Linked DNA regions of Homo sapiens: region 1 is linked to region 2. Evidence: chromatin contacts called from ENCODE Hi-C or POLR2A ChIA-PET data. All regions are on one chromosome and are shown on one strand. Each heading gives the region's core, a stretch centred on a gene start or an enhancer-like site at or near the end of the contact. The rest is flanking DNA. Distances are from core to core; before and after follow the strand shown.

Region 1 (4,661 bases), core at 932-3,431, 66 kb before region 2:
CTGGCCTAGGAGATTTGGGAAAAGGAAGGAGGGGAGAAATAAATATTCCTGGGAAGAGCTGTCAGTTTGTTGGAAGATCAATCTCGGCTTTCTTCAGACCAGAGCTAGGCTCTGCCGCTGAGGAGAAATGAAATGCAAGAAATGATAGAATCAGCTCCAGGAACTTGCAGGAGAAGAATGAAAAATCTGACGAGATGAATTCAATCTGAAGTGCCTTAGGTTTGCAGGGCCTTTGAGAATCCAGGCCAAATTCAAACCGTGTATCTGTCACCCCTGCAAATCCACAAGAACCCAATGAGGTAGCATCACTGGCTCTCCCAGCAATTAAGGCTACTGAGATTTAGAAAGTTTAGGCCGGGCACGGCTGAGCGCAGTGGCTCACGCCTGTAATCCCAGCACTTTGGGAGGCCGAGTCGGGTGGATCACGAGGTCAGGAGATCGAGACCATCCTGGCTAACATGGTGAAACCCTGCCTCTACTAAAAATACAAAAAAAATTAGCCAGGTATGGTGGCACATGCCTGTAGTCCCAGCTACTCGGGAGGCTGAGGCAGAAGAATGGCGTGAACCCGGGAGGCAGAGCTTGCAGTGAGCTGAGATCGCACCACTGCACTCCAGCCTGGGCGACAGAGCAAGACTCCATCTCAAATTAAAAAAAAAAAAAAAAAGTTTAGGTCGGGTGCAGTGGCCTACCTACACCTGTAATCCCAGCACTTTGGGAGCCGAGGTAGAAGGATCACCTGAGGTCTGGAGTTTGAGACCAGCCAGGACAACATGGCGAAACCCTGTCTCTACTAAAACTACAAAAAAATTAGGCAGAAGCCTGTAATTCCAGCTATTCAGTAGGCTGAAGTAGGAGAATCACTTGAACCCAGGAGGCAAAGGTTGTAGTGAGCCAAGATCGTGCCACTGCACTCCAGCCTGGTTGCAGAGCAAGACTCTGTCTCAAAAAAAAAAAAAAAAAAAGAGAGACTCCCATCTCAAAAAAAAAGAAATTGTGATAAGTACCACAAATTACACAAAATGGGTCCAATGGCAGGGAATAATGGGAGGACATATCTACTAAGCTACAGGTGGTTTGGGAGGGCATTCCAATACTTGATCCTGAAGCTAAGACCTGAAGTTAAGTTAGCTCTAAAGCAGTAAAGAGAAAGGTCCCTTCAGATTTAAAAAAAAAAAAAAAAAAAAGGCCCTGAGGCAGGAAAGAGCTCAGTGTATACAAGGATCTGAAAGGAGAGTCAGTATGGTCAGAAAAGGATAGATAAGCAGGGAAAAGGGCCTGAGATAATAAAGTGTGACAGAGGAAAGGCACGTTCAAACTAAGGGATTGGGCATTTTACTTTAGATAAAAGGGGAAGTTGCTGAAAGGTTCTAAGTAACGAAAGAAACATCTGATTTACATACATTTCACAAGAACATTCTGGCTATTAAATGGAGAATACTTTGAAGACCCAAGGGTAAGAAAAAGATGGACCTGGAGGTCACTGTAGTCATCTTGGTGGGAGAGGATAGCATGGTCTAGACTATGGCTGTGGCAAAGACATGGAGAAAAGAGGCAACATGTGATATAAACATGATCAAGAGCTGCTAATGGTTGGGGAGGGCGTAAGAATGACTACCAGCAATCTGGCTGAAAGAGAGAATGGGATAAGGAAGACTGAAGGAGAAATGATTTTAGAGTGGGGAGTCTCAGGAGCTCTATCTCAGATATACCAAGTTTGAGGTGTATTAAGACAACCAGCCAGGTGCAGTAGCTCATGCCTGTAATCCCAGCAAGTTGGGAGGCCAAGGCGGGCAGAACCCGAGGTCGGTAGTTCGAGACCAGCCTGGCCAATATGGTGAAATCCCGTCTCTAAATTTTGTATCTAAAGATACAAAAATTAGCCAGGTGTAGTGGCACGTGCCTGTAGTCCTAGCTACTCAGGAGACTGAGGCAGAAGAATCACTTGAATCCGGGGGGCGGAGCTTGCAGTGAGCCGAGATCGCGCCACTGCACTACAGCCTGGGCAACAGAGTGAGACTCCATCTCAAAAAAAAAAAAAAAAAAAAAAAAAGAACCAAGAAGAAATGTCAGCTAGGTGTCCAGATCCCTGAATCTTGAGCACAGAAGAGAGGTTTCAAACTGGAGATATCAAGAGTCTTTAGCACCTGGATCAGTGTTACATAACAGAAATACAATGTGAGCCACAAATGCAAACCACATAGGGAACTGAAACAGGTGAAATTAAATTGTATTAATTTTATTTTCCCCAGATAGTCTGGTGGTTAGGAAAAAAAAAAATTTTAATGTATTTTTACCCAATATGTGCAAAAAAATGACCATTTCAACATATAATGAGCATTAAAAACTGAATATATATATATATATATTTTTTTTTTTTGAGAGACACTCTTGCTCTGTTGCCCAGGCTAGAGTGCCGTGGCCCAATCTTGGCTCAATAGAACCTCCGCCTCCCAGGTACAAGCAATTCTCCTGTCTCAGCCTCCCAAGAAGCTGGGACTACAGGCACGTGCCACCACGCCTGGCTAAGTTTTGTATTTTTAGTAGAGATGGGGTTTCACCACCTTGGCCAGGCTGGTCTCAAACTCCTGACATCAAGTGATCTGCCCACCTTGGCCTCCCAAAGTGCTGGGATTACAGGCGTGAGCCACTGCGCCTGGCTTATATTAATTTTTTAAATCCCATAGGTATTTGGTACTCGCAGCACTGTATATGTCTCTGGCTACCACACTGAACAGCACAACTCCATATGGTATACAAAGCCAAAGCAATGAATGAAGTCTTGAAGAGGATTTCAAACTTGGCACTAGTGATAACTGGGAAAGGTGCCCCTCCTGTGCATTGGAGGATGTTTAGCCACATCCCTGGCGGGAGAAACCCCCTAAATTGTGACAATTAACAATGATTTCAGGGAATCTCTGAGCCTATTCTAGTTGCCCATTTAAAACAAAACGAAAAAAAAAAAAAAAAAAAAAAAAAGGTCAGACTAGGCCAGGCACAGTGGCTCACGCCTGTAATCCCAGCATTTTGGGAGGCCGAGGCAGGCGGATTACCTGAGGTCGGGAGTTCAAAACCAACCTGACCACCACGGAGAAACCCCATCTCTACTAAAAATACAAAATTAGACGGGCGTGGTGGTGCATGCCTGTAATCCCAGCTACTAGGGAGGCTGAGGCAGCAGAATCGCTTGAATCCAGGAGGCAGAGGTTGCACTGAGCCGAGATCGTGCCGTTGCACTCCAGCAGCCTGGGCAACAAGAGCAAAACTCCATCTCAAAAAAAAAAAATTTTAAAAAAGGGTCAGACTAGGTGGCTCACGCCTGTAATCCCAGCACTTTGGGAGGCTGAGGCAGGCAAATGGCTAGAGCTCAGGAGTTCAAGACCAGCCTGGGCAACATGGCAAAACCACAACTACAAAATACAGAAATTAGTTGGGCATGCTGGCATGCGCCAGTGGTCCCAGCTACTCGGGAGGCTGAGGTGAGAGAATTGCTTGAGCCCGGGAGGAGGTGGAGGTTGAACACGGCACTCCAGCCTGGGTGACATAGGAAGACCCTGTCTCAAAAAAAAGGTGGGGGAGGGGGCAGGCGAGGTGGCTCATGCCTATAATTTTTTTTTTTTTTTTTTTTTTTTTTGAGATGGAATCTTGCTCTGTCGCCCAGGCTAGAGTGCAGTGGCGCTATCTCATCTCACTGCACCCTCCACCTCCCGGGTTCAAGTGATTCTTCTGCCTCAGCCTCCCAAGTAGCTGGGACTACAGGTGCGCACCACGACAACTGGCTAATATTTTACATTTTTAGTAGAGACGGGGTTTCATCATGTCGGCCAGGCTGCTCTCGAGCTCCTGACCTCAAGTGATCCACCCCCTCGGCCTCCCAAAGTGCCGGGATTACAGGTGTGAGCCACCGCGCCCGGCCTAATCTTAGTAGTCTGGAAGGCTGAGACAAGAGTATAGCTTGAGCCAGGAGTTCCTAACCAGCCTGGGCAACATAGGGAGACCCCATCTCTACCAAAAGATAAAAATAAAAAATAAATTAGCCAGGTGCAATGGTGCATACCTCTGTAGTTCCAGCTACTTGGAAGGTTGAGATGGGAAGACCGCTTCAGCTCAGAAGGTTGAGGCTGCATTGAGCCATACTCATACCACTGTACTCCAGCCTAGGCAACAGAGCAAGACCGCACCTAAAAAAAAAAAAAAAAAAAAAAAAAGACTAAAAAATTGATCAGGGGCTGAGGATTAACTACAAAGGGGCACAAGGGCTTTTTGGCTGACAAAAATGTTCTGTATTTTGATTGCAACAATGGGAACAAGATTGTAACCATCAGTTACCAAAATTACCAGTACATTGTCAAACTGGGCATGGTGGCTCACGACTGTGCCTATAATCCCAGCACTTTGGGCGGCCAAGGTGGTGGATCACCTAAGGTCAGGAGTTCAAGACCAGCCTGGCCAACATGGTGAAACTCCGTCTCTGCTAAAAATATAAAAATTAGCTGGACATGGTGGCATGCATCTATAATCCCAGTTACTCAAAAGGCTGAGGCACAAAAATCGCTTGAACCCGGGAGGTGGAGATTGCAGTGAACCGAGATCATGTCACTGCACTCCAGCCTGGGCAATAGAGTGAGACACCATCTTTTTAAAAAACAAAACAAAAGGCC
Region 2 (4,363 bases), core at 416-2,915:
TCCCTAAAAAGCCCCAGTGTCTGGTCCATACCTGCCGAATGACTGGGTGAACTTGTTTTTTTTTTTTTTTTTTTTGAGAGAGGGTCTCACTCTGTCACCCAGCCTGGAGTGCAGTGGAGCGATCCAACTCACTGCAGCCTCCACCTCCTGGACTCAAGCAATCCTCCTGCTTTGGCCTCCCCAGTAGCTGGGACTACAGGAGTGCACCATGACGCCCAGCTAATTTTTGTATATTTTATAGAGGAGGGTTTTCGCCATGTTGCTCAGGCTGCTCTCAAACTCATGGACTTGAGCAATCTACCTACTTTGGTGTCCCAAAGTGCTGGGATTACAGGCGTGAGCCACTGAGCCTGGCCTGGATAAACACTTAACAGAATCAAAGGAAGCCAGTTCCCAGAGCCATGCTGGTGGCTCTACCTTTCCAGATCTTTCTCATTGTGCCAGGTCACCTCCAGACCAGCTGGCCTTTTATTTATTATTATTATTTTTTTGAGACGGAGTCTCACTCTGTTGCCCAGGCTAGAGTGCAGTGGCGCGATCTCGGCTAACTGCAAGCTCCGCCTCCCGGGTTCACGCCATTCTCCTGCCTCTGCCTCCCAAGTAGCTGGGACTACAGGCGCCCACCACCACGCCCGGCTAATTTTTTGTATTTTTTAGTAGAGACAGGATTTAACTGTGTTAGCCAGGATGGTCTCGATCTCCTGACCTGGTGATCCACCCACCTCGGCCTCCCAAAGTGCTGGGATTACAGGCATGAGCCACCACACCCAGTGGTATAGAAAGCTACCCAGGATGGTATAGGGCCTGAGCTGCTGTTTGCTTTGTCAAGATTATGTTGTTTCCCAAGCAAAAACTGCCTGTTTTCCCAGGAACTCCCTCAGCCTAGCTCCTCAGTCTCTGGGGCACCTGAGGTTCAGGACAACAAGACAGGCAGTTAGAATCTGTCAGGGCAAGCTGGACAGCTGTACTCTAGGCTCTGCCTCCAGGTCTGTGTGTAACTCTGAGAACATGCCTTTCACTCTCTGGGGTTCACTTTCTGCATCTGTAAAATGGGAGTAGGGTTCGCCTAATAGATTCGCCTGGTCCCTCCCAGAGGCTTCTGGACTGTCTGCAGAAAAGTTTACCCTGTTCTTACCTGCCACCCCTTGCAGGGATTTGCGCACCGCGTCCACACAGCTCTGACAGGTCATCTGCACCGCGAACTCCAACTGCAAGGGCGGCAGGGACCAACCGATGATCGCTGGGGAAGTGCCTTGGTATGACTTTGTTTCACCACCTACCCTATGACCACCGCAAGGGTCTGGGAACAAGCCCCACTTAACCCCTCTTCAAGCACCTTCTTCATGATCTCTCATGACCATTCCAGGACCATGGGAGTCACCCCCCAACACTCACGCAGGGCCCCTGCTACCCTCGCACCCTAGTTTCATCCCATGGCCCCAGGCCCCAACCCAAGTGCCCACTCCTTCTCCTCTTCCCAAGGTAACGATCATCCCAGGGGCCGAGGCTCTCTGCCCGGCGAGGCTCCACACGAAGCCTCGACCCTCACCGTGCAGAGGGTCCCCTGGTTCCCCGAATCCGAAGCCATTCTGGACCCAGTCACCACCCCGAGACGCAGAACTCCTCCGGCGCAGGAGCACCAACCAGCGCGGCGTCGCGGGGACTGAGCCTCTAAAGCCACCCTTAACTCCTCCTCCTAGTGCGTGCGCACGCAAGGCCCTGCTTCGTCAGCCACCGGGTGGCGGCCGCGCAGGCGCACTCGGGCCGTCGGGCTCCTGGTTGCCTTAGTAACCCCTCGGCTTTCTGTTCCTGGACGGTGGCGGCCGCCGGCTCTATGATGGAGCCCCCGAAGCCCGAGCCTGAGCTCCAGCGGTTTTACCACCGGCTGCTGCGTCCGCTGTCGCTCTTCCCCACTAGGACGACGTCCCCAGAGCCTCAGAAGCGCCCCCCGCAGGAGGGCCGGATTCTGCAGTCCTTCCCTCTGGCGAAGCTGACGGTGGCGTCGCTGTGCAGCCAGGTGGCCAAGCTGCTGGCCGGCAGCGGGATAGCAGCGGGAGTGCCTCCTGAGGCCCGACTACGTCTCATCAAGGTCATCCTGGACGAGCTGAAGTGCAGCTGGCGGGAGCCGCCCGCCGAACTTAGTCTGAGCCACAAAAACAACCAGAAGCTGCGGAAGCGGCTCGAGGCCTACGTGCTGCTGAGCAGCGAGCAGCTCTTCTTGCGCTACCTGCACCTGCTGGTGACCATGTCGACTCCCAGGGGGGTCTTCACTGAATCAGCCACCCTCACCCGGTTGGCCGCCAGCCTCGCCAGGGACTGCACACTCTTCCTTACTAGTCCCAACGTCTACCGTGGCCTGCTTGCCGACTTCCAGGCCCTGCTGAGGGCAGAGCAGGCCTCTGGGGATGTGGACAAGCTGCACCCTGTCTGCCCCGCTGGGACGTTCAAGCTGTGCCCTATCCCCTGGCCTCACAGCACTGGCTTCGCCCAAGTGCAGTGCTCTAACCTCAACCTGAACTACCTCATCCAACTCAGCCGTCCACCAGAGTTTCTCAATGAGCCAGGAAGGATGGATCCAGTGAAGGAATTGAAGTCCATCCCTCGGTTGAAGAGGAAAAAGCCTTTCCACTGGCTGCCCTCCATAGGAAAGAAGAGAGAAATCGACATCAGTTCCTCACAGATGGTGTCGCTGCCCAGCTATCCTGTGGCCCCCACCAGCAGGGCTTCCCCCTCGCCTTTCTGCCCTGAGCTCCGGAGAGGCCAATCCATGCCCTCCCTGCGTGAGGGCTGGAGGCTGGCAGATGAGTTGGGCCTTCCTCCACTCCCATCTCGCCCCTTAACCCCGCTGGTCTTGGCTACAGAGAGCAAACCAGAGCTGACTGGGCTCATCGTGGCTGAGGATCTGAAGCAGTTGATAAAGAAGATGAAGTTGGAGGGGACTCGCTACCCACCACTGGACTCAGGCCTGCCTCCTCTCCTGGGGGTTGTGACCCGTCACCCAGCTGCAGGGCATCGCCTGGAGGAGCTGGAGAAGATGTTGAGGAACCTCCAGGAGGAAGAAGCCTCTGGGCAGTGGGACCCCCAGCCCCCCAAATCCTTTCCACTTCACCCACAGCCAGTGACCATTACTTTGAAGCTTAGAAATGAGGTCGTGGTCCAGGCGGCTGCCGTACGGGTCTCTGATAGAAACTTCTTAGACTCTTTCCACATTGAGGGGGCCGGAGCCCTGTATAACCATCTGGCTGGTGAACTGGATCCCAAAGCCATTGAAAAAATGGATATTGATAACTTTGTTGGCAGTACTACCAGGGAGGTCTACAAGGAGTTGATGAGCCATGTCTCTTCTGACCACTTACATTTTGATCAAGGGCCCCTAGTTGAGCCTGCAGCAGATAAAGACTGGTCGACCTTCCTGTCCTCAGCCTTTCTACGTCAAGAAAAACAGCCTCAAATCATCAACCCTGAGCTGGTTGGACTTTACTCCCAGAGAGCAAACACTTTACAGTCCAATACTAAGAAGATGCCCTCCCTCCCATCACTCCAAGCTACCAAAAGCTGGGAGAAGTGGTCAAACAAGGCCTCCTTGATGAACTCATGGAAAACCACCTTGTCTGTGGATGACTACTTCAAGTACCTCACCAACCATGAAACAGATTTCCTTCATGTCATCTTTCAAATGCATGAAGAAGAGGTTCCTGTGGAGATTGTGGCCCCTGCCAGAGAGTCCCTAGAGATTCAGCACCCTCCCCCATTGCTAGAAGATGAAGAACCAGACTTTGTGCCAGGAGAGTGGGATTGGAACACTGTGCTAGAGCACAGGCTAGGAGCTGGGAAGACACCCCACCTGGGAGAACCCCACAAAATTCTGAGCCTGCAGAAGCATCTGGAACAACTGTGGTCTGTGCTTGAGGTCCCTGACAAGGACCAGGTGGACATGACCATTAAATATAGCTCCAAAGCCCGCCTGAGGCAGCTGCCTTCATTGGTGAATGCCTGGGAGCGGGCCCTGAAGCCCATTCAGCTGCGGGAGGCATTGCTGGCGAGACTAGAGTGGTTTGAGGGACAAGCTTCCAATCCCAACCGCTTCTTCAAAAAGACCAACTTGAGCTCCAGTCACTTCCTGGAGGAGAATCAGGTCCGAAGCCATCTCCACAGGAAGCTCAACTTAATGGAGTCTTCTTTGGTTTCCCTCCTGGAGGAGATAGAGTTAATCTTTGGCGAGCCAGTGATCTTCAAGGGGCGGCCCTACCTGGACAAGATGAAGAGTGACAAAGTGGAGATGCTCTATTGGCTGCAACAGCAGCGGCGGGTTCGCCACCTGGTCTCGGCCCTGAAGGATCCCCACCAGTCAACCCTGTTCAGG

What was found. Hi-C counts contacts between places; a loop is a spot of excess contacts on that map. ChIA-PET counts read pairs that join two places held with the same protein, here RNA polymerase II (POLR2A). Pooled maps may share reads with other maps.
Region 1: a loop to region 2 is called in a map of B cell, with 2.4 times the contacts of the local background. The contact joins the enhancer-like site here to the promoter of CCS in region 2. A Hi-C loop is called at or near these places in 3 of 168 maps with a recorded cell type or tissue (B cell, CD8-positive, alpha-beta T cell and endothelial cell of umbilical vein), 1 of 37 single-sample maps with no recorded cell type and 2 of 50 pooled maps. POLR2A ChIA-PET finds 5 or more read pairs at or near these places in 23 of 52 experiments (A549, AG04450, B cell and 18 more).

The regions. Positions count from the first base shown.
Region 1 is chr11:66,656,656-66,661,316 of GRCh38, reverse strand. It overlaps a transcript of RBM4 not described here. Among named protein-coding and RNA genes, the nearest start is that of RBM4B, 19 kb to the left of the region's middle. Within about 2 kb of position 2,181, at least 2 of the 41 ENCODE cell types and tissues checked have a DNase peak (open chromatin) inside an H3K27ac peak, as active enhancers do; they include B cell, where a contact is called at or near this core.
Region 2 is chr11:66,590,487-66,594,849 of GRCh38, reverse strand. CCS (copper chaperone for superoxide dismutase) reads right to left here and starts at 1,665. Exons shown (of 8, transcript NM_005125.2): 1 at 1,550-1,665; 2 at 1,136-1,208. The coding sequence starts at 1,588. It overlaps CCDC87 (coiled-coil domain containing 87), which reads left to right and starts at 1,787. Exons shown (of 1, transcript NM_018219.3): 1 at 1,787-4,363. The coding sequence starts at 1,835. RefSeq lists enhancers at 1,801-1,890, 1,921-2,030, 2,201-2,260, 1,823-2,411, 2,412-3,001.